Linked DNA regions of Mus musculus: all the other regions are linked to region 3. Evidence: chromatin loops called from intact Hi-C (ENCODE). Cell type or tissue: heart. All regions are shown on one strand. Region 1 holds the start of Phf19 (PHD finger protein 19). Region 2 overlaps Phf19 (PHD finger protein 19). Region 3 overlaps Gm52552 (a long non-coding RNA gene). Region 4 holds the start of Psmd5 (proteasome (prosome, macropain) 26S subunit, non-ATPase, 5). Region 5 overlaps Rabepk (Rab9 effector protein with kelch motifs). Region 6 has its middle 33 kb from the start of Gm34372.

What was found. A loop is a pair of places that touch in the nucleus more often than their neighbours do. Peaks named below come from ENCODE experiments on the same cell type or tissue, not always from the same donor. Only the 100,000 strongest peaks of a DNase experiment are listed, where the experiment ranks them.
Region 1: it touches region 3 in a loop (6-fold over the local background); 17 of 42 quality-filtered maps call a loop at or near these places.
Region 2: it touches region 3 in a loop (2.5-fold over the local background); 24 of 42 quality-filtered maps call a loop at or near these places.
Region 4: a loop joins it to region 3, with 4 times the contacts of the local background. A loop is called at or near these places in 8 of 42 quality-filtered maps.
Region 5: a loop joins it to region 3, with 9 times the contacts of the local background. A loop is called at or near these places in 15 of 42 quality-filtered maps.
Region 6: it touches region 3 in a loop (12-fold over the local background); 8 of 42 quality-filtered maps call a loop at or near these places.

Annotation. Positions count from the first base shown.
Region 1 is chr2:34,911,869-34,915,868 of GRCm38, forward strand. It overlaps Phf19 (PHD finger protein 19), which reads right to left and starts at 2,108. Exons shown (of 15, transcript NM_028716.4): 1 at 2,073-2,108. In heart, no CTCF peak of the experiment used is centred here; DNase peaks (open chromatin) are centred at 953, 1,493 and 2,383; H3K4me3 peaks cover 2,390 bases; H3K27ac peaks cover 2,415 bases; H3K27me3 peaks cover 1,752 bases.
Region 2 is chr2:34,903,122-34,907,121 of GRCm38, forward strand. It overlaps Phf19 (PHD finger protein 19), which reads right to left. Exons shown (of 15, transcript NM_028716.4): 4 at 3,884-3,979; 5 at 3,337-3,437; 6 at 2,329-2,477; 7 at 934-1,029; 8 at 231-299; 9 at 15-135. Among named protein-coding and RNA genes, the nearest start is that of Phf19, 8.9 kb to the right of the region's middle. In heart, no CTCF peak of the experiment used is centred here; DNase peaks (open chromatin) are centred at 1,070, 2,080 and 3,860; H3K4me3 peaks cover 1,372 bases; H3K27ac peaks cover 1,410 bases.
Region 3 is chr2:34,968,398-34,972,397 of GRCm38, forward strand. All of the region lies in intron 2 of Gm52552 (a long non-coding RNA gene), which reads left to right. Among named protein-coding and RNA genes, the nearest start is that of Gm46733, 7.7 kb to the left of the region's middle. In heart, CTCF peaks have their summits at 2,141 (motif pointing left) and 2,345; a DNase peak (open chromatin) is centred at 2,144.
Region 4 is chr2:34,869,449-34,873,448 of GRCm38, forward strand. It overlaps Psmd5 (proteasome (prosome, macropain) 26S subunit, non-ATPase, 5), which reads right to left and starts at 1,514. Exons shown (of 10, transcript NM_080554.2): 1 at 1,302-1,514. The coding sequence starts at 1,474. In heart, no CTCF peak of the experiment used is centred here; a DNase peak (open chromatin) is centred at 1,583; H3K4me3 peaks cover 2,647 bases; H3K27ac peaks cover 2,138 bases; H3K27me3 peaks cover 134 bases.
Region 5 is chr2:34,782,107-34,786,106 of GRCm38, forward strand. Rabepk (Rab9 effector protein with kelch motifs) reads right to left here. Exons shown (of 8, transcript NM_145522.4): 5 at 3,461-3,622; 6 at 2,440-2,589. Among named protein-coding and RNA genes, the nearest start is that of Hspa5, 12 kb to the left of the region's middle. In heart, a CTCF peak has its summit at 2,161 (motif pointing right); no DNase peak of the experiment used is centred here; H3K27ac peaks cover 1,586 bases.
Region 6 is chr2:34,669,629-34,673,628 of GRCm38, forward strand. No RefSeq gene overlaps it. Among named protein-coding and RNA genes, the nearest start is that of Gm34372, 33 kb to the left of the region's middle. In heart, a CTCF peak has its summit at 1,886 (motif pointing right); DNase peaks (open chromatin) are centred at 1,933 and 2,273; H3K4me3 peaks cover 1,174 bases; H3K27ac peaks cover 1,609 bases.

The sequences.
Region 1 (4,000 bases), 57 kb before region 3:
CTCAAATGCATTTATTGACAGGACAACTCTGGGAGGGAGACATTATTATCTCATTCTAGGGATAGGGAAACAGGAGACGCAAGGAGAAGTGGCCGATGACCCAGAGGCAGGGCCATGGCTCACAAGGAGTCAAGGTGGCTCTATACCATACCTAGCTGCTTCTAAGAGAGTGAATCTTCCCACTGTGCCTGGCGCAAAGGACCCATGGATCTGAACCCCACTACGAGTCCAGGAGGCTGAGGCTTTGTCCCATATGTGGGCCAGTTCTGAGGATGCAAGCACTTAAGATGTTATGTTTCCCCTAAAATGTGTTCAGAGAAAGGCCCACCTAGTACTGAAAACTTTTGAGGTGGCATGGGAACCGTGTGACATAGCTACATGCCCTCCTTTTGTAATTCCCCTTTCTATTCTCAATTAACTGATGACTTCATGGGAACCAGTCTGGGGCATTTAAACCTGTCTGAAGCACATCTGCCCACAGCAGCTAAGCCATTCCCATTGCACCTAACACATCTGGCTCTCCCCCATCTCATTGAAGTGCTGCCTTTCGCTTCCCTGCCACAGTGGCTCCTGGTGCAGTGGCCTGAGAATCTCCAAATCTCCACCCTAGAATGGTTGGAGCATCCTGCCCAATTCCCCAGCGTATTCTGCTTCCAACTCTGTCTCAGTTTTCTTCATCAATTATTTCATTCATCTTTTCCAAGCCTATTTTCCTGAGCCTGTCGCTTGCTACTACTGGCTGGCACCTGGTACGGGGAGTCTCAGGACACCCAGCTTCCCTCCAGGAATCTTCCAGAAGGTTTGTGGCTTCCCAAACCTTCAGGAGTGGCCAGCATTATTGCTTTCTCCCCTCCGGGGGGCTCACCTGGCATCACATTCCTCCACATACATACACTCTAAGGTCAAACACAGCTTGCCGTGTGTGGGGATGGTGGGGGCGCTCCTGCTCAGGGTCTCTCCCTCTGCCTAGGTGTTGGGCACCTGGTGCCCTGCCAGCCCACAAGAAGACAGCTCTGGGTGTGTTTCCATGTGAGTGCCTCTTCAGAGAAGGTTAGTCTGGCAATGTGCTAGTCCTATACGTAAAACTAAATACACGTGGACATATGAGGGGCCTGGGGCGGCAGGGCATAGTCAGGGTCTTGGGTCTCCCGATGATGGGAGTAAAGCTCCTCTTGCCTTCTCTCCCTCCTGTCTTTTATTCCAGGGCAGAGGCACAAGCACCAGGTGTGGGCTGTAGTCAGAACTTTTGCCCTCTTCCCTGGCACTTGGCTCTTTGGGAGCTGGGAGGTCCCTGCTTGCTTGGGCCTGGAGTACCGCAGGGCCGGCCGGCCTCAGCAGGTTCACAAACTGACATTTCCTCCCCCACTGAGCTTTTGGGGGCAAGCCGGGTCGCTGCGCCCCCGAGGCCGTGCTGGGCCCCCGGGTGGTGGCCCCCCCATCCCGCCTCCATCCTCCTGGAGAGGGCCCCCGAGGGCTGTGATTGGCTGATTCAAACCCATCGGCACAGAAATGCTTGTTTGCGGGTTCCCGTCGGAGTCCAGTTCAAATCCGCGGCACTGGGCGCGCGGGGCCGGGCGGGGGCAGGAAGCGCGCATGATTCATGCGCCGAGGCCTCTCCAGGGCGGCCGTTGGCTTTTTAAAAGGGTGTTCAGGGGGGAGGATAGCTTGCAGAAAGTGTCCCCTTCAGCTTCAGGCACTCCTTTCCTCAGTTGCTCTAATTGCAAACTTTCTCCCGCTCCCAGCCGATCGTGCCTTACTTTGGACGTGAGCAAAATCCCAAATGTCCTGCCTATCCTCCTCTCCATAGCTTTAAATGGAAAAGAAAAGGCACACGGCCACAAACGGAGACCTGTCACCCACACCCTGGCCAGCGTTGGGATTGTGGCTGGGACTCCCGCTGCCCTGAGGGTACCGCTCGGGCTCCATCTCTATCCCCATCCCACAAGCGCGCAGCCTCCAGCCCCCGCCCGGGGATCCTAGGGCTCAATCTAGGTTTCTAGGAGAGGGGTCGTGTGCAGGGATTAAAGCGTGAAACGCGGACACTCCCGGGGCGCCCGCAGCGCGGGACTTACCGCGAGGCAGCGCGTCAGCCGGTCCCACTTGGAGTCTGGCCACCAGGCACATCGGCGGCGGCGGTGCGCTCGGCCCAGGGCTGCCTGGCCGAGTGTCCGCCCCTGGGGCCGGGGTAGGGGTCTCGGCGGGGGCGGGGCGGGGCGGGGGCGCCGCGGGGAGGAGGGGACGCGGGGAGGGAGGGGCCGGTGAGCTCAGGAAGGGGCCCCCCGGGCGCGGGGCGCCATCTTTTTCGCGTTTTCCCGCGAATTATTGACGTCCCCGCTTATGTAATTAGCAGGGGCCGCACCGGCTTTGCCATTGGAGCCCGCGGCTGGCGGGGCCCCGCAGCGTCTCCCGGGGCCGCCCCCGCGCAGCGAGTCCAGCGGGCACACGCGGAAACACAGCTGTACAGAACCACGGCTGGGCGAGCGTACGCACACCACACGCACACAGCTACTACACCCAGACCCTTCACGACCCGGGTTGGTCTCCCAGCACCTTGATCTTACAGAACCAACATTCCACACTACTCCTTGGAGACCAGGAAAAGCCTAAGAGAATCAGACACAGGACACACACCACATATATATGTGTGCCATAAGTCACAACACTCAAATGACACTGCCCTCAGCATAGACTCCCGCGAAACCACGTGCAAGGCATACACAAGTCAGCAACATAGAGCCCCGACACAGTGACCACAAGACCCACTCGAGTATGCCAGTCACGCACTGTAGAGTTAACAGTGTAAAAGAGATAGTCACACAGACCATGTGCACAAACACGGCAAATATGAAAAGGGCAAGCTTAAGACAGATCTTGTGGATAGGGCTCCAATCAGATAAGATCTCCCTCCAGGAGAAAAAAACCAGAGTGTCCTGAACCAGACGCACTCTTGGCGCCAGAGCTTGAGATAGTGTCGGTCAACACCCCCTACCTGCATCCCTGCTTTCAATCTGGACTGCCCACTGCACCTGCTCGAATGGCTCCCTGCAGACACACCCTGCTGGGATGAGTGCATTCCTGGTGTGCTCTTTCCTCCTAGAGCCTTCCCTGTTCATTTTTCAGGGTTCACATTGGCCCTCTGCTCCCTGGGGTGTGGGCAGTCTGGCCTGCAGCTCCTGTCTGCCCCCTCAGTTTGAGATACAGGAGTCCTCTTCCACATGCCCACATTCCCCTTTACTTCTGGGTCTTACTGCTCCTCCTGAGGATTTGACCCACAGCAGAATCTGGCTGAGCCTGGAAAGGAAGTTGGTAGCAGCCCCACCAGACAGGCTCTTCCAGCCCAGGAAGGCATAGCTGCACACCACTTTCTGCAGAGATAACCCTTCTCTGTACAGGAAGCTCTGTCATGAGCCTCTAGGCTGGCCAGAGGCACCTTTAGGATTCCAGGGACAGAGACAACAGAGCAAGCCTGGCTTTGTAACTCACAGGCTGGCGCCACCTATTCCTGGATGTGAGATTGAGTGTGTCACTTTAGTTGTCCAGCTGTTGGGAAGGTTAGAGGCACTGTATGCAAAGTCCCTGTCACCCCATGGGTGGGCAGAAGGTAAATACCGTGCTTTGTCTAGTCTGTATTCATCCACTGTTCTCTTGTGTAGGGCTACAACTGGCTTTGGGCACAAAGGCAAGTAAGAGAAATGGGGCCTGCAATCTGGTGAGGCAGCCAGTACAGGGGTAACACTTTTATATAAAAAAGGTCTTTAGCATGGAATTAGGGAATTGTTGCTATGAGGCCAGTTCTGCCTCTGAGCAGGGGGATTGTGGGTAAGCTAGCCCCCAAGGTTTATTTATATACCCCGTCCTATCTGTTCCAAAGCGGGGGCAACACTACTCTGCCTCACGGGGCCGTGGCCTAGAGAGAGGTTAACATAGGCTCAAGAAGGAGCAGGTGCTTTGGTAAACTCCAAAGCAGTGTGTGAAGTGAGAAGGTGTTGACATACTAAAG
Region 2 (4,000 bases), 65 kb before region 3:
GAGACCATATGTACCTTGCCAAGCTGCAGGAGCTCCCAGTGATGGTTGACAAAGGCCAGGATCTCCTCAAAGTCAAAGTACCGCTTCTTGCTCTGTACTCCCAAGTTATAGAGAGCCAGGTGAACTATATCCACCCTGGGTAAGAAAGCGAGGGCCAAGTGAGGCTAAGGGTGAGGGCAGAGGGCAGAGGGCAAAGGAAGAGCTGGTAGGAACAGGTCCCATCCTCTCACCATCGCAAGGGCAGCCTCTCAATATACTCTGGGCCTTGGTTACACACGGAGCAGAAGAACAGGTAGAAGCTGCGGGTAGAAGAGAGGGGCTGTGAGGAGAGGGTCTGTGACCGGAGGGTCTGTGATGGGAGCGCCTCTGCTCCTTGGCCCAGGCCACCTCTCCCCCTCCCACCTGCTTCCCATAGATAGATAGCATCCACTTCTGGGCTGCCAGCCTCTGAACAGTGGAGGGGACAGGGATCAAGGAATATGTCTCCACCCCTCTCCAAAGATCACTGCCTTAGAACTTAGCTTACTTAGTTCACAGGCTGGGTGGTAGTGGTCACCACTGTCCCTTCTGAGACCCCTCCCCTCCCCTTTGCCAGCCACCAGCCAAAGAAGTATAATAATTGACTTAGCCTAGCCCATCCCTTAGAGACCATCCATTTCCCTAGTGGTGTTTACAGTAACTCTTGGTAAGGCTAAGGCAGAGACTTTCATCTCTCCTTCCTGAGATATTTGTAGAGTCTGGCACTTGTAAAGGCAGGAATGTGCTTGAGGTTCCCCACAAATCAGCAGCAACTAGGCATGTAGCCCAGCATGTTCCTTTGTTGTCTGCTGGCCCAGCATAGCCAGGGTCCCTTTTATCTTGGCTGTCTCCTGTTGACAAGTCTAGGCTATCACAGACCCCCCTTTGTATGCTATCTGGAAGCTGATCACCTACCGGTCTCCAAACACCATAGGCTCACTAAGGCACTGTGTGCAAGCCTCATGGAACCACTGCCTACACCGGTAGCACTGTAGCATCCGAAGGTACCACCTGGAGGCACAGAAGAGCTAGGTCAGCCATCACAGCCCATTTGACAGATGAAGTAGTTCAAATGGCAAAGTCAGAGGCTAGCTGGGCCATAAACATAGCTTCCAGACACTCTAAAACTCAGGACCGGGGGAGGAGCAGTCTGCCATCTACTGAGGGTAGATATCCTGCCTCTGTGCAGACAGCCCAAAGGAGCAGGTTTCACTGTCCTTAGAGGCCCAGGTTGGCAAGCTAGACCAGATTCTGGCCCCTCAGCAAGACAAGAATCTCCTCCACCACCAGTGGCTGATTATCAATTCCCAGCCCATGTGAGCTTTTATATAGTTCCCGATGCTCACAACCACACAAAGAAACACTAGTAAGTGAACTGTGAATCCAGGAAGGCACAGCTGGCAAAGTTCTGTGCCAGGTAATGGACATTTGTCAAGTCTAGGCTCTTAGCTGTCTCATTACTTCCACCTTTCTCAGGCGACTCCAAGAAAAGCACTCCGTCTTCTACTCTCCATTGCTATCTGTACATGTTCTCTCTGAGCCTACTTTCAGGGCCCTTCTCTTAAGACTCCTAGGTAACTCTCCTGGCTCCCCTGGGACCAGACCTGCTTTATGGCAGCTATTCTACCCCCTGGGCCCGCCTCTAAAGCTTGGCCCTCACAGACCACTCTGGGTCTCCCTCCTGAAGCCTCCTGCAAAGTGACACAGCCTCAACATTAAAATCTGCCCTCCCTAAAATGACATCGCGGATCCGCCCCTCCAGATACCGCCTCCATGGCCTGACACCTAGGCTCCACCCTTCCGACTGTCACTTTCAGGCCCGTCCTCCCTAGACCTAATACTCAGCTGGCACTCTGGATTTGCCCATCCAAGACACGCCTCCAAGGCCTGACACTAAAGCCCCGCCTCGCAGCTGTCACTCTGGGTCCACCTCTCTAGATCCCGCCTTCACAGTCTGACACTCGGACCCCGCCCCTGAGCTGTCAAATTTCTCTAGGTCCCGCCTCTACAGCGTGACACTAAGGCCCCGCCCCATGGCTCCAGGTCCGCCCCTCCAGATCCCGCCTCCAGACGCTCACACCCCACAGCCCAGCTGTCACTCCAAGTTAACCCCTCCAGAGTCTGACGCTCAGGCCCCGCCTCTAAGCTGTCACTTGGAGTGCGCCCCTCCAGGTTCCGCCTCCAGAGCCAGTTACTCAAGCCCGCCCCGCCCCTCAGGCTGTCACTCAGGCTCCGCCCCCTGAGTTGAGGTTCTCCCGGAGCCTGTCAGTCCCACCCTGCAGTCCCACGTGCCCCGCTCTGTAGCCTTACTCTCCAGGCCCGCCGCAGTAGCAGTAGCATTGCTGCTGGTTAGTGCGATGGGGCGAGTCCCAATCGAGTTCCTCCGGCTGGTAGGACAGCACCATTTTCACTGCCTGCAGCGTCTTGGCGATGGCGCCTTTCTTCAAAGCGCCACCTTTCTAGGGGGAGATAAAGTCCAGGTCACCAACCACACCTGTCAGCACATAGCTATCAGGAGAAATGCTGCCAGGGTTTGGGGAGACGCAGGCATTTTATGAGCATCAGAAAAACGAGGAACTTTTTCTTACCAATCCTAAACCCATCCTGTTCCCCTTAGAGATATTCATTAATAGCATCAGTTGTAGTAAGGACACACACACACACACACACACACACACACACACACACAGAGTCTGTGAAAGAATATATTTATCTTAACAAGAGTTAAAAAAAAAAAAAAAGAAGTAGCCGGGCGTGGTGGCACATGCCTTTAATCCCAGCACTCGGGAAGCAGAGGCAGGCGAATTTCTAAGTTCGAGGCCAGCCTGGTCTACAAAATGAGTTCCAGGACAGCTAGGGCTATACAGAGAAACCCTGTCTCGAAAAACCAAAAAACAAACAAACAAACAAAAAACCCAAAAACAAACAACAAAACAAAACAAAACAACAACAACAAAAAACAAAACCAACCAACCAACCAACCAAACAAAAGAAGTAATAAAAATAATACCACGTGTTAGGGGCAGGTACATATCATTGTCTTTTAATAGCACATGGCCCTTTATTGGGGACCTCCTACTGACACAAAACTGTCCATTTTATGGTTGGGGAAACTTGAGGTTTAGAGAGATTCTGAAATCTGGTCTAAGACAGTGAGCACCCTGTGTCTCCATGGACCAAGTGAAGCCCTTCTGCCTAGAGTACAGCATCAGCAATGAAGTCTCAGGCCTGAGTCTCTGGGGCTCTGGTCTGGCCAGTCGGAAGGCAAGGGCTGGGGGTGGGGGGTGGGACTGGGGGTGGGGGTAGGGAGGTGCTCACCCTCACAGCCAGTGCGAAAATGCAGCGTCGGCAGAACCAATGAGTGAGGAGGGGCCAGTTGGCATCAACTGCGATGGGGATGTGGCACTGTTGGTGGTAACCTGGGGTGAAGGTGGGGATTGCGAATCACTCACTCACAAGGGAACAGTGGCCCAAGGTCAGTTGGCCATAGGCAGCGAGACTAGCTGAGCTATGGCAAGCCCTAGGGAGCTCTGCCTGCCAGCTTTCAGGGTACTGGCTGGTGGTACCCACCCAGAAGCCAAGCTGATAACCAGTAAGGCACAAAAAGACAGTACTGGCCACTGCAAGAGGCACCAAGGGCTGGCTTCAGCACCTGCCTTCCTCTGCCTAGGAGGGCCACAAACTACATTTCCCATTGCTTTTGGTCACCTTTCCCCAAGGCAGGAGGAACCCAGGATAGGAGAAATAGGAAGCTAGCTGGGACCACAGCAAGTGCGATGTGGGAGGGGCCACAAAGTGGGAGGGACCACAAAGTGGGAGGGGCCCGCAGGGCAGTGCCTTCACAGTGAGCTGTTCACCCACTCACCCAGGCCACACTTCCCACAGATGAGGATCTCGTTCATAGGCCCTGAAGTCTTCCCCATGCAGACGTCACACTTGGGCTCCTCTCCCGGAACACCAGCTGAAAAAGAAGTCCCCTCAA
Region 3 (4,000 bases):
TATAAGACTGAGAATCAGGGCAGTAGCCTTTGTTCCTCAAAGAATCCCATACTGGGGGGCCAGGAGGGCTATGAAAGGGGGCTGTTGCTTGCTCATCATTTTTGACCTCCTTTCCTTACACAGGGGAATGGGGAGCCCAGAGAGAGAACCCAGCTTGCACCGTCTGTTCAAGGGCCACATACATCTTCTGTCTCCCTGCCTTTTGTTCTAGAACTACTCAGTAATACCTTCTACTTTTGGTGCTTTGTTTATTTTTCTGCTCAGATGACGATCTCTCTTCAAGACAGGACCCCAAGGGCCAAGGGGCAGAATAGACATGACTCTGAAGGCCCCTGTAAGCCCTACCCTACCTCTTGAGTGCAGTGGGAGCCCAATTAATATTTGTTAGAATAGATTTGTCATCCTAAGAGGACCCAGTGACACCAGGAAACCATCATTCCTGGGCTTCACATCTGTGGGCTTCCAAAATGTATTTAAGGATCTCATTTTTAAAAAGATGTCTAAATACTTTCTGGGGAGGTCATTGTCTACCATATTCCAGACCTATTCTTGCAATACACGAATACATACGTGTGTATGGATACATGTGCATATGTGTGTGGGCGTGCAAGCCTGTGCAGGCCAGAGGCTGTTTTTAGGGCGAGGCCATCATCACCCTCTGCCTCATTTATTTTGAGACAAGGTCTCTCACTGAACCCGGAGCTCAGTGATTTGGCTTCATGGCCAGCATGCCCCAGGGATCTCCTTGGTGCCAGCAATACAGGTGCATGCTGCTGTGCCCAGCTCCTTATGTAGGTCCTGGGGAGCCAAACCCAGGTCCTCAGGCGACCACGGCAAGCATTTTGCCAGCTCTTTTCTGTAACTAGTGTCTGGCTCGTAGCCACAGATTTCCACAGAAGACAGTCAGGCACTCTCTGTCCTCCGTTGGGACCAGAGAGGATGGGGGAGGCCAGCTCTCTAGCATCAGCTCCTGGCCCTGTCCTTCTCCTTCCCAGAGAACACGTCTACACAAAGCACCCCCGAGCTGCCTTGGATCCCCTCCAAGCACTGCCCTGGAAACCAACCAGGCAAGAGAGGCTAGGGTGCCCCTGGGAAGGACACGTCTATTGAGGAGCAGTAGCTGTGGCATGCAGGCACACACATGCTCATGGCTGCAGAACCCTCCAAAGGAAAGTGGAAATCTAGATTTTTTTTTTCCTGTGATACCATCATTTTTAAGAACACACCACGAACAAAAGTCAAAACCAACCAACCAACAGCAACAAAAAGCCCCTCAAACCACATGAGATTGTCCACATTTCCTGTCTGTGGGCCACTGGGTGAGACCTCTGGTGGAACCTGGCATCCCATAAACATCGTCAGTAAAGGTGTGGATTTGACGAGATGCCACTCATGCAGGCTGGACACATTCTAGTGTTTATCCAGATGTGGATTTACGACCAGGGTCATCACTGAAAATTGGCACATGCATGTTCTCTCTTAGGACATGGTCTTAATACTTAGATTTCTCCTCCAAGAAGAGCAAATGTTGAGGAAGCTGCCAGGTGTCACCCAGTGAGTGGGCGGCTGGATTGGAACGCCAGGTTGTCTGGCTACAAATCCAGTGTCTGTCAGTACCACTCAAGCTGCCTCTCTGACACCCAAAATGAAACTGCATGTTAGTTTGCTAAGCCCCATGAGGTTAGCGATGGTATCTTTTTAAATCATGTCTGCAAAAAGAACATAGAAATCATGCAACATGCAACTTGAGGGATTGTACTTACAGCTGCACACAAATATGCATCCAGACGTGGTACACATAAACATACATAACCAGTTATGGATGCATGTGCATACCCACGCTCCATCATGCATGCCATTGCCCTCATCTCTCACTTCCTAGGGCATCTGAGTCTAGATTGGGCCACCCCACAGTCTCTCTGCCTGCCCTGTGCCAGCCTCATCTAGTCTTCACCGAGAGTTTCCTGGAAATCTGACTGCGGCTGTGGTCTTTTTTCCCTAACCCAGGAGACAAATCGGCACTTTTGTTTTTTCAAAGTCTGGGTTTCGTAAACCTGGAATCCTTCCTTAATTTTTCCACTAGAAATTTCCTTGGCCTATTGCCTTTTTCCAGGACTTCGGCCAGGAGGTCACACTTGGAGCGCCCTCTGCTGGGCACCGTTCCCCCAACCTAGTGGGCACTTGCAGAGGGGATGTGGTCTCTCTCATATGTCATCAAACAGGGAAACCAAGGGTGGCTAAGGGGATGGGAGGGGGAGGGTGATGCTGGGATGTGTGTGCTCATCCTAAGTATGTGCTAATGTGTGTGCTACCAGTGGGTGGACTTGTGTGTGTTTTCATTATTGAAAATAAAAGAGAAAAGTAATTCTGAGTTCCAACTAAAGGTACTGGACTCTACTTAGGGCCCTTGAGTGGGACCAGTGACAGGAGTAGGGACATCACCTAACTCAGCCTTACTCTTCAGTGCCCATCACATTTAACAGGTGGGAAGCTAAGACACAGAGAGGTGTTGAGAGAGGGGTGGGAGGGTTGTTTTTGAGCACCTGTCCACAGATAGTTAAACCTGCGAAATCTCTGCCATTTACCTACGCCTCTTGAGGTGCCTAGTTTTGTTCTCTATTTAAATATTAAGACACAGAAGTCTCACGTAAGGAAGAGAAGGGAGAATTGTCTTGGGTTTTGAATCCAACCCGCTGTCCTCTCGTCTTCAGAGACTCTTGGATTTCCCCATTTGGCCCAGAGCAGAGGCTGAGACAAGACACAGCACAGTGCTCCAGCTCTGGGATGAAAGTCCTTGCTTGTGACTCTTCCTAGGGTGCTGTTCCCAGCCCTGATGGGGCTCTTGGAGCCCTGGGCTTCAGTGGGGAGTAGGGACCCAGAGCCAGAGCAGTGAGTTCAGGACCAGGTGCCTCTCTAGATACTCGGTTCTGCTTTGCAGCTGTCCTGAAAAGAGAGCAGGTCCTGGAAGGCGATGGGTTTGCGTTTCATTTTAAAGGGTTCTGGTTAATGGTGCAAAGAAATGCAGAACGTATTTCAGCATCACGAGACTCTTCCCCTGGCTTTTGGTCCCACCTGGCTTCCCTTCCCACTCGGCCTCATTTACACAAAGGACTGCCTGTCCTCATCTCCTTTTATGACTCCTGTCTGAAATCCAAATCCTGGCCATTATTTTTAATCGACTGAATCATTAATTGTTTTTCTTTAAGCATGTCAGGTCAGAGGTCAACTTTGGGTGTTGCTTCTCAGCAGCCGTGTACCTTGTGTTTTGAGACAAGGCTAGCTGGCCAGCTAGCTCCAGGGATCAGGTCTCTTACCTCTTCCTTTCTAGAGCTGGGATCACACACACACACATCACCACAGCCAGTTCTGGAGATTGGACTCAGTTCTTCATGCTGACACGGCAAGCATTTTACTAACAGAGCCTTCTCAGCCCAATCCTGGTCACTCTTTAAAACCCTTCTCAGAGGTCACCTCTGTGGAGCCTTCTCTCCAGAGTCCAGCAAGTCTACTCTGCCTCGCTCTTCTCTCACAGGCCCTGTTGTGGGTGGAACATCCTGGGAAACTAGCAGGTTCAACTTTGATCTCCCCCATACAGGCATCACAGTGTGCATGTGATGTGTACACTTTATATGGCTTTTGTATACTGTCCCAGTAAGAACTGTTAAAGACTGGGGTTGAATGGGAGTTTGCTAAAGAAAGCAAGAGATAAATGAGCTTTTCCACTTCTCAAGTCAAGAAAGGGAAGCTTTCTGGAGTTGATTCAGAGTTAGTCCATGGCATGGTGGTTTGAGGAGCAGAGACCGCACAAACACTGTCTCATAGAATGGAAAGCCTGGAGGTGGGCAACCACTTAGACAAGCAAGGCAGAGGGAAAATGGCTCTGCTCTCATCAGCCTGAGCTCCTCCTGTTCTTGTGTACAAGATGACGGCCGTACACAAAGGAGATGTGAAGTCCTTCTAGGCCTATCTCACATGCGGTGGAGGGGACAAGTCACAGAAT
Region 4 (4,000 bases), 99 kb before region 3:
ACATACTGAGTTTAAGACAAGCTCTATACAGCAAGATCCTATTTCAAAACAAACTAACAAAACTGGACCCAGTACCTTCTTTAAAGGCTGTAGGCCTCATCTTGTATTTACCATGTATTTCCTGAACTGTACTTCAGGGCAGATGCAGAGAGGAACAAATGTGTTTCCTAACCACAAAGACACACACAGAATTATAACAAGGGAAAGGTATCCAGAATTATAAACAGAAAAATGATAATGTCATTATGGTGTCTGACGAAGAGCCACTTGCAGCTGGAGAAAGACTTTTTTGGGGAGGTGGCACATGGGCTGGGTCCACAGTCAGTAGAACTGGTGTGAGAGGAGTTCAGAAAGTGCCAAGTCATGCTCTAGGAACGTTAGTGATGGTAACACGGTAGTGGAACAGATGCGCTCAGTGGAGTAAATGAAGGAGAGTAGCCTGGAAAAGCAGACTGGAAAGCTACCAGGAAGGGCCCAAATACCAAACTATACAATCATGATTTCCACAGACAAGCTAAGCCAACTGACCTGAGACATTAGTTCTGGTTGCAGGGTGAGGGCTAGTCAGAAAAGGAAAATAACCACTAAAATACTGACTGTTAAAACCAACTTAGCAGACGTAGCAGGAGTAAGAGATGTAGCAGAAGGGAGGTAAGAAAGCGCACTGAAAGCATTCAGTGCTGACTGACTGGAGCTCACTATCTTTTCAAATTAAAATTCAAATACAAAAAGCACATTAAATGATCAAGTTAACAAATACAAGACATTTCTAATTTAATGCTATAGATGCATATTCATCAAAAGTTGCTATCCTAACATTTTAATTCCAGTTGCACATTAATAACTTCTACATATAATCCTGGGTTATGCAGTTTACTCTCGCTTGTAAGGGGTATATAGTGGATTAATTTACACATAAGCTTTACAATTTTCCTTTTTTTTTTTTTTTACATTCAACACTTTCATACATACACAGATCGGCCGCGCAACGTTACGCAGCAATAATTTATGTCCTTAATGATTTATTAATATGGTTGTTTCTAGTTTAAAGTTTTGCTGTCTCACAAATCTGTTATTCCGTACATTTTAATTCCACTGGACAAGCATTCACTGGATACTGAAATTAAAAGGCGTGCCGTGGACCCCGCCACAATATCAGCAGAAGATTCCTTCCGGAGAGGAGAACCGTCAAGACCCGGGCAACACACAGTTGTGGACATCTTGCAATTGGACAACCTGGACTTTTCTCCGAAAGACCCCTGCAGCCATCCCTACCCGCCCAAGCCCGGTGCTTCTCTCACCGATTGTTCTGGTTAAGCAAGGAGAACAGCGGGCGGAGGCGTAGCTCCGCCGCCTGCTCGCGAAGCTCGTGCAGCGGCACAGCCTGCACCACTGACTGCAGCGCACGAAGCTCCTCCAGCGGCGCCTCCAGCCGCGCCACCTCCCGCAGGAGCGACACAGCCTGCGCCGCCATCTCCCTGGCTCCCGTCTGCCCGCCCACCTACTAGGTTCCCAGAGCGCCTCTCTGAATCTCGCGAGATCTTACGGAGCGAAGCCTCCCAGCAGATCTGTCAAGTCTCGCGAGATCCTTTCTCAACGCGGTCCCCGCCCCTTTCTTTGGGGCCCGGAGTCTTGCGCGTGCCGGGAGACTAAGAGACTGAGACCGCCCAGGGGATCAAGAGGCTTTGTGCACGCTCTCCGCAGAGGCCTCCGTGACGGAACCGGGATGACTGAACCCGAGTCCGAGGCCAGGTGGCCATCAAGATGAGGCACATGGTCCCCGAAAACTTGGACGTGGGGCGCCGGTTTGACGTCTGTCAGCCAATGGAAGGCCTGATTAAGAGAAGTTTGGGGCCGATGTGCAGGAAGTTTTCGGCATCTTCCAGAGTCTGCGCGTGACGTAATCACCGAAGGACAGACATAGCATTTAGTGCGGAGAGAAGGAGCAGGCCATGGAGGGGCTGGCCTCAGACTCCGAGACCAAATGCACACAGAAGTGTCTGATGGAAATCAGTGGTCAAGGACAAGCTATATATATTTCGTGAAAGAGAGAGAGGAGAGAGAGAGGGAGAGAAGCTTAAAAATCGCTGCCATCTGCGAAACACGGGGTTGTTGGAGAAGAACCATTAAAAGCTAGTTGACAACCAACTATTTCAAGCCGTTGGAATGTCTGGTCAGAGTTGTAGACCTCATTTGGTCCCCTGTGCCAAGGAGATGAGTCTGTTTTGGAACGCATGGCTTCCTGTTCTTTTACGGAAAGAGACAAAAATCCAGGAAGCTTAGAGGAGACTAAGGATGGGATGCCCATCTGTATGTGTGTTCGCGCGTGCATGTCAGGGACTCAGGTGACAACAATAAAACTCTGCGACTTTACAAAGACCCTAATCCCACTCTTTTGGAAAAGGTTAAACTACCCGTTTCCCCATTTTATGTCATACACACGGAGAACTGTCACTAACCGTTGTCTTCTCTTTTCGTTACTTCACGATTATCGTACCCTTGAAGCCTAGAAGCTAATTGGCAGAGAAAACTCTTGAATTAAAGGTGTGGGTGATTATGAACAGAAGTCCCAGGCATTCAGACTCCTCCCCAGCCCTCCAAACTCCCAGGGGCTTGTTTTCTGTAGCCCTTGGATCATAATATTTTCCAGACATTCAGGAATTATATCAAGAAGACATTTGACCACTTTGCTCCCTGCGTTGAAAAAGAAAACTCACTTAAGTAACACAGCAGCCTTATACTACTTTTAGTAGTTGTAAAAGAAGTTTAAAAAAAAAAAAAGATGACACATAGCCAGTCATTCTTAAAGCTTGCGAGAAACTTAGGAGTATGTTGTGAGTGGCCACACACGTTTCCCTAGAGCTGATGAGATTTAAAAAGAATGGAGAATTGATTTGGTTAAAAATAATATTGGGAAAAGTGAGCCAAGAGTCTATATCCATAGACAAGAAGACCAATCCCTGCAACCACAGACTGAAGATGACTCTAAGCAAAGCGAATGTTGCCTATGCTAGGCCTCAGCCCTCACTGGTTGCAATTGCCCTGGATCCTGGCTTGAGATGGCTCAGCAGATAAAGGCACTTGCTGGCAAGCTGAAGACCTGAGTTCCATTCTTTATGGTATAAGGAGAGAGCTGACTCGTACACGTTGTCTTCTGAATGCCACACCGTGGCACATAGTCTTAAGTGCTGGCACATAGAGACATACACATGCCACAATATGTGTGGAGGTCAGAGGGCAACTTGCTCTCTTTCCATCATTTGGGTTCTGGGATTGAACTTAATTCTTCAGGTGTGGTGGCAAGCACTTTTACCTAATGAGCCATCTCTCTGGCTCAAACTCATCTCTATTGGCTCAATAGGTTGTCTATTTTGTTGAACTAAAACACACACACACACACCAGAATAATCTAGATACAAAATAGTGCCATAACCAGTTTATGCTGTGTCTCTTTCCCTATGTCTGGAGTTGTAATCATTGTCAAGTTAGGATATGTCACATTAAAGAGCTAAATTAAAAATTTGGAAATCTTTGAGCCAATGCAGTATAGCTTAGCAGGCAAGTACACTTGCTGCCAAGTTCAGTTCCTTGGACAAAAACTACATGGCTAACAAGAGAGAACAGACTTATGCAAAGTGTCTTTGACCCCTATATGTGCAACATGGCACATTGCCAGAACCTCACAGATACACTAAATAAATAAATGGACAACTCTCTTTTTAAAAAAAATCCAAAGAAGCCGGGAGGTGGTGGCGCACGCCTTTAATCCCAGCATTGGGAGGCAGAGGCAGGCGGATTTCTGAGTTTGAGGCCAGCCTGGTCTACAGAGTGAGTTCCAGGACAGCCAGGGTTACACAGAGAAACCCTGTCTCGAAAAACAAACAAACAAACAAACAAAAATCCAAAGAACTAAGAATATATAGAATCCAAAGAGTATATATATTTAGATGTTTGTACTTTTATGTGTGTGTTTGCCTGAATGTCTGTCTGGTGCCTGTGG
Region 5 (4,000 bases), 190 kb before region 3:
AGTCACAGAGGCAGATGGATCTCTGTGAGTTTCAGGCCTGTTTGGTTTACATAGTGAATTCCAGGACAGCCAGGGCTACATAGAAGACATCAAGAACGGGCTGGGGAGATGGCTCAGCGGGTAAGAGCACTGACTGCTCTTCTGAACGTCCTGAGTTCAAATCCCAGCAACCACATGGTGGCTCATAACCACCTGTAATGAGATCTGATGCCCTCTTCTGGTGCTTCTGAAGACAGCTACAGTGTACTTGCTTATAATAAATAAATCTTTGGGCTGGAGCGAGTCAGGGACTGAGAAAGTAGGGCTGACTGGAGCGAGCAGAGGTCCTAAATTCAATTCCCAACAACCACATGAAGGCTCACAACCATCTGTACAGCTACAGTGTACTCATATACATAAATAAATCTTAAAAAAAAAAAAAAAACAAGAACAAATCCTATCCTATTTGAAATTGCATGAGAAAACACGTCTCTAGTCCCTGAACTCGATAGTCTGAAGGAGGACTGATTGTGAGGTTGGGCTACACAGCTAGACACTGTCTTTTTTTGTTTTTGTTTTTTTGTTTTTTGTTTTTTTCTAGTCAGGGTTCCTCTGTGTATTCCTGGCTGTCCTGGAACTCACTCCGTACACCAGGCTGGCCTCGAACTCAGAGATCCATCTGCTTCTGCCTCCCAAGTGTTGGGATTAAAAGTGTGCGCCGCCACTGCTCAGCTAGACACTGTCTTAAATGCAAAACAAAAAAAAAGCTGGGCCTGTTAATCCCAGCACTAGGAGGCAGAGGCAGGTGGATCACTATGAATTCAAAACCAATTTGGTATACAAAAAGCAAGTTCCAGGACAGCCAAGGTACAAAGAGATACACTGCCTTGGAAATAAATGAAGGAAGGGAGGGAGGGAGGGAGGGAAAACCCTGCAGCCAATGAAGAAATCCCAGCTAGCGAGCTGCCTCTGAGGACCTAGTGAGAACTCGAATACTCTGCATAGGTGTTCTTGTGCCTCCGGCCTCTCATCCCTCTTCTCTGTAGTCTGGAGCAAACTAGGCTTGGCTCATGTATCCATCCACCCGCTCTTGAGCAGATAAGCACTTACTCACTCTCTGGCTGACGGCATTCGTGCTGGAAATGTACAGATAAAGGAAAGACGAAGTCCCGCCCTCAATGGAGCTAACAGTCAGAAAGGCTCAGCCGAGAGCCCAGCCCTTCTGAGGGAGAGATAATCTTCAGGTTCTTTCTGGCTTTCTTTTTCCTGGGCTTTTGGCCATGAAGCCCTGCAAACATGCAGTTCCGGTCATCCAACTTTGTTATCTAGACCAGACATGGAGTAAGAACCAAGGCCTCACAGGTTTCTAGCTGGGAACACAACGTGTAGGAACTGATGGTGGAAAGGATCAGTGCCTGAACACATACTGAGTCTTGGGGAACGACTGCATTTAAAAATAGAGTTGGATGTGGTGGCGCACACCCTTAGTTCCAGCACTCAAGAGGCTGAGGCACTGATCTCTGTGAGTTCAAGAACAGCTTGGTCTACACAGCAAGCTCTAGGCCAGTATGACTCTGTCTGAGAAAAGCAATTTTAAAAAGATGTGTTTGGGTCTACAGAGATGGCGCTCAGCTCCTCTAGAAGTTCTAGGTCCAGTTCCCAGCACTCATATGGCAGCTCACAACTTCCTGCAACTCTGGTTCCAGAGAATCCAGGGCCCTCTCCTGGCCTCCTCAGGTACTACATACTTGTGGTACACATACATGCAGGAAGACCATCCACACCATAGATTTTAATCTCTAGAAATGTCTTATTTTACCTATGTGAATGTATGTGTGTCTATGCGTGTGTGTATGTTCTTGTGTCAGCTGTGACCAGAGCTTCTGGGTTCCCTGAAGCTTCTCTGAGCTTAGTGTGGGTGCTGGGGACTGAACTTGAATACTCTGCAAGAGCAGGAAGAGCTTTTAAGTGTTGACCCATTTCTTCAGCCCCAGTTGTTGATGATACTCTTCCCTCCTCCTCTCTTCTTCTTCAAGTCAGTTAGTCTGTCTGTCTGTCTATCTGCCTGCCTACCTGCCTGTCTACTTACTTACTTACTTACCTACGCTACCTACCTACACAAGTGCTGTACTTATTTAGTGTGCAGTATTTTGCCTGCCCAGAGTTTATGCACCACCACATGCTGCCTGTAGAGGGCAGAAGAGGGCAACAGAATCTGGAAGTGCTGGTGCTGTCATGTGGGTGTTGGGAATCCAACCTAGGTGCCCTGGAAAGTCCAGCCAATGAGCTTCGTGGCTGAGCTACTTTATTCTTCAATATTCAGGCCAAGCTTCATGACATCTAGGAAAGCTTCTAACAGCCAGTCAAGTTACCAACACATAAGAGGAAAGTGGAATTCTTTCAAAGCACATCGTAAAGAGTTCTGAATATATAAGGCCCCTGGCCCTCTTACAGGCTTACCTATATCAATGCAATGGAGATCATCAAAGAACTTGTCCCCTGCCAATCCTCCGTGGATGAAGAGTTTTGTGCCCGCTGCCACCATCACATGGCCATGCCGAGGAGACGGAGGACTTCCATGTGTCTCCGGTTGAGACCATGTCAGAGTGTCTACAAAGGTAAAGGCATTAACACTAGGTAACCTGTCTCTGCAAGCACCTCCCAGGGCAGGGCGCTCCAAGAAGGAAGTCACCTCAGAGTCCTTCTCCCCAGCTTACCAGCAGGAGACCTCAATCCCACTACGTAACCTCTACTTGGATACTCGCAGGGCTGTAAGCTGCAAAGCCAATAACCCCGCATGCTGGCTTACAGTCTGGCTAGTAGGAAGCCATCTCTTGCTTTGGATTGAGAAAAGCTTCGAATAAGAACTACCTCAAAGTTAAAATAAGTGCGCATGCTTCTTCTGTGAGAAACCTTCAGAGCTCTTCTTTTTTTTTTCTTTTGTTGTTGTTTGCTTTTGAGAGGTACAGGAAATCGAACCCAGGGCACTGCATACACTGCACTGCACTGCACACACTGAGTACATGCTTTACCTTTGAGCCACACCCAACCGAGAGTCACCACCTTTTTGTCATTGTCTTTTGAGACAGGGTCTCATTATATAGCTGTGGCTAGCCTAGAACTATGAAGACCAGGCTGACCTCAAATTCGAAGAGATCCGCCTGCTTCCACCGCATAGGGCTGGGATTAAAGACATGTGCCAATACACCAAGCTTGACTCTTTTTTTGAGGCAGGTTTCATGTCTCGTAGGCTAGGCCTAGTCTCTCGACTGCTGGGATTATAGACACTCATCTGCCATTGCGCTTGGTCTGTGTGGTGCTAGGGACTAAATGTGTACAGGGTTTGGTGCATGCTAGACAAGGACTCTACTTAGTGTAAAATCTTTTCTCAAGTCCCTGTCTCCTGTTTGAGAGATAAGTGAAGCTGAGGTGGCCCTGGCCAGGAAAGCAGCCCCAAGATCCCTATGTCCCCAGCCCATACTTGCGTCAAATACATGCAACTTCACGTCCTCCACAGGCTGGGCACCTCTCTCTCCTCCCCCAAAGACGTATAGTTGGTTTCCGATAGCTGCGGACGATGTGTGGAATGTTCTTGGGGATGGAGGGGAGCCAGTCACTTCTGGTGTGCTCCACGTCCTGTCTTCTAGTCCAGAGAGAAAATAAGCATTTAAAAGACCTAGGCTTAAGGCTCTGTCCTTACTCTTTGTTTTCTGAGGTGCTGGGGATCTGTACCCCGGGCCTGCTAGGCTTGCAGTCTCCTACTGATCCACTTCTGCAGACCTGGACCTTGACAGGGTCTCCTTTGTACCTGAGTCTCTGAGGAACACAAAACAGTATAAGACAGCACAGCACAGCACACGGTGCAGCACACAGAGCGCAGCTCAGCACAACACAGTGCAGTACACAGCAGAGCACAGCACACACAGTGCAGTAGAGCAGAGCAGAGCACAGCGCAGCACAGCTCAGCACACACAGCTTAGCACAACACAGCACAGCAGAGCACAGCACAGCATTAGGCAGG
Region 6 (4,000 bases), 300 kb before region 3:
TCCGCCAGAGGACTGAAAGTCATCTGTCACTGTGCTCAGGATCTTGGGTAGCGCAGGCTAGCCAAGAACTCCCTGGGTAGTTGAGAGTGACCTTGAACATCCTTCTTCCACTTCCCAAATTCCCAAGTGCTGAGATTATAAACATGCGGGGACCACACTTAGACTCTCTCTCTCCCTCTCCCTCCCTCCCTCCCTCCCTCCCTCCCTTCCCTCTCCTAAAAATAGCCATCACAGCAGGGAATGGTGGTGTTAAGTCTTTAACCCCAGCACTGAGGACTGCAGAGGAAGATGGATCTCTAGTAAGCAGGAGGCTAGCCTGGTCTATATACTGAGCTCCAGGACAGCCAGGGCTACACAGAGAAACCCTGTCTCAAAAACCAACAACAAAGTCATCAGCAGAGCACGGGCTGCTCTTCCAGAGGACCTGGGTTCGATTTCCAGCATCCACATGGCCGCTCACAACCATCAGTAACTTCAGTTCCAGGAGATCCAACCCCCTCTCCTTGCCTCCATGAGCACTGCACACACATGATGCACAGACATGCGCTCAGGTACACAGGTACACATATACATGTAAATTTTAAAAAACGAGTGTTTTCAAATAGTCATGAGTAAGGAATAAATTTTATTCATAATATTAGGTCATATACAACCATTTAAAACTGAAGGTAGAGCTATAGTCAAATTATTTCATGAAGTATTCACTGGAGGACGCCTCTCAAGCAGTTCTGGTGAGCTAGAGAGTATGACCTCCATTTTCTGTACAGCTTTGATAAGCTTCCCCCTCCCCCCCCCCCACATCATTTCTAGCCTCCGCAGGTGTGATGGTTTTAATTGTCAACTTGACACAATGTACAGTCAACCTGGGAAGATCAAGGTGAAGGGTTGTCTAAATCAATCAGGTTGGCCAGTGCACTTGCCTGTGTATGTGTGGCTGGGTTATTTGTTGGAAATAATCCAATTGTTTGGAAACTTTGGTGGAAACACCCATTTGGTGGAATGTGCGTGGCATTATTTCAAGGGCTGGGCCCTATACAGGAGCGGGAAAAGGAGCATAAGAGGCATTCCTGCCTTGAGTGCCCCACTACGACAGACTGTAACCTGGAGCTGTAAGCCACATAAAGTCCTTCTCTTTTAAACTTGCTTTGGTCGGGGTATTTTCTCACAGCAACAACAGGGAAACCAGGACCGTGGGGCTCATGGCGATGCCCACACTGTGGGAGGGACATGTGGTCACCACTCTTTTTTTTTTTTAAAGATTTATTTATTTATTATATGTAAGTACACTGTAGTTGTCTTCAGACACTCCAGAAGAGGGAGTCAGATCTCGTTACGGATGGTTGTGAGCCACCATGTGGTTGCTGGGATTTGAACTCCTGACCTTCGGAAGAGCAGTCGGGTGCTCTTACCCACTGAGCCATCTCACCAGCAGCCCGTGGTCACCACTCTTGACAGATGAAATGGTCTCAGAGTGCGCGGTGCCACTGTGACTGAAGACGCAGCACTCCCCAGCAGCAGCCCCTGCAGAACGGGGTGTGAAGGCTCCCCGGTGTCGGGACTGTACTGCTAGGTCTTTCATGATGATCGGAGCCCTTGAGCGATGGACATCGATGTCGATGGCCGGACAGTAACTTTGATACGGAGTTGTCGTAGAGAAGCCTCATAGCTGGTAATGACCATCTCACACGACGCGGTGGACAAGGAGGCGCCGGCTGTATTCGCTTGTGTACCGTGGGAGCTGCACATTTGGGGGGGGGGTGTCTGTCTAGTGCTGTCCTGGTACAGGGTTCCTTCAATGCTCTGGAAGCTGGGAGCGACTGCTAAGCTCAGACTCACAAGGCCGCCTCACAGCTATTGCTTTGTACCTGTCCTTGGCCACAAGATGTCACCCAAGGAGCGGCAAAGCGGGGGTGGAGTGGGGGTCGTGGGCTGGGAGGAAAGCTGCCAGACAGGAATCAAGCAGGGGACAAGGGCAAGATCTCGACAGAGCCATCAGCAGATGCCACCTAACCTGACCAAGTAGGGCTACAACTGCGTTCTTCATGGGCAGATGCGTCGATGTGCTGGACACCGCTACAAACAGGCGCTCGGATGACACGGGGGCCCCACGGGCGCTGGGGTCTCGCGTGGACTACACATGATACAGAGGGAGCCGGGCACGGACGGTCTGGGTTCTACGGCTCCTCATTTGGTCATTTCCAGCAGGCCCACTTTATGTGGCAGTCAGTGGCTTCGAGACCCAGCACGGAAGCAGAGGAAGGGACGACCAGCGCATGCGCAGCCTGCAACCCCACCCTGGAGAGTTTATATCCAGTCGCGGTTGTCCCAGTCCTGCCTCCTGGGTAAGGGATGTGGCTTGTCGGTGCAGGCCCTCTGGGTTTCACTGCGCACGTATAAAGTGCCGAGATGCAAATGTACCCACAGCTCACCTGCAGACTGACTACAGCCCATTTGCACACACATGCACCGATCTGCAGCCAGCTACAGCCCACCCACAGCCCACCAGAGCCAGGAGAGGCTATGGGCATAATCTTTCCAAAAGGTGGGATCCCACTGAGTGACAGGTCTTGCCTGAATTTGGAAAGAAAAGATAGTTTATACTATCCACTCCCAGCAGCAAACATCTGGGGACCATTGCTTGTGACTGTGCAGGCAAGCAGGAGCACTAGGGGGCCAGACCTTACTGGAGAGGGAATGAAGGTGTCACTGGTCCTCCAAGGATATTTACAGGAGACAAAGGTAACACAAGTGAGAGGCTGGAGGAGCTATCGGGAAGATAGGCTCACTCGCAAAGGCAGACAGAGTATGTTTCCCGGCAGCTGCAGGCTTGGCTGCTTTACTTTTGTTAAGACTGCCTTGTGTGTCTTTGTGGCTTTTAGGCGGATGCTTGGGCATCAGGTGTCCTCTATCAGGGTCCCTGTTTTCTCACTAGTCTGGAAGCCAGCAGGCCCCAGGATCCTCCCTCAGACTTGGATTCCTCTGTCCTTCATCTAAGCCTCTGAGCTGGGACCACAGAGGTGTGAGGACACTAGAATTGTTAGGTCCTGGGACCCAAACTGATGGATACCACTCATAGCTTTCCCAATAGAGCACATTCCAATCTAGGCCTTGAATCCCAGCACTCTGGAGAGAGGCAGGAGTGAGTATCTTTGTGATTGGAGGCCAGCCTGGTCTACGTAGAAAGTTCCAGGACAGTCAGGGATACATAGAGAAACCCTGTCTTAAAGACCCAATGTCTGGAGCACACCCCAGAAAATGACCATTAATTTGATTGTGGTTACATCATCAGATCCCTTGAATGGGTTAGCCAGGAACCAGGTGAAGAGACACCATCTGTCCACAGACCTAAGTTACAGAAATCTTCTCACAACTATGAATTACAGGAGACCTAAGGAGGATAAAGTGAAAACTCACTTTGGACATTCTTGAGAGTGTCGTAAAATTCCATGTGTTAGCAGCATGTGGAGTTCCCAGATGACAGAAATAAGATCTCTGTGTTTCAAGTTTGATGTCTATAGGCCAAAAAACTTACACCCAAATTTTAAATTTTTATTATTTTATTTCTTTGGATCTCCTAAGCTAGAGATTGCCCAGCATGAGCACGTGATAAATATTTCTCAGTTTCTCACTACCCACTCAATACTTCCATCAGCACGTGCACACCTGAAATTGGCTTCAGACCAGGCTCCACTCCAGGGACCTCAGTGGTGCAGGCAGACTCGTGAGGTCAGCATGAACAGGAATGCAAGACACACACACACCTCTCCAACTTAGCAAGAGATGACGGATTCTTTCAATTCTAGGCAAGTTAGAGTCACGTTTTAATCTCGACCATTGTGACAGAAAAGCAGGCTTTCAGGAGCTTCCTTCCAAATCAGAAGCAAGTCTTTCTGGGAAAGCAAGGAACTTCTCTGGGGACCTTCCTTGTAGACAGGGCCTGTCTCTCCACAGCTTGCCTCCACCAAGGCTATCAAGGATGTTCAGCAACATCTGGAGCGCA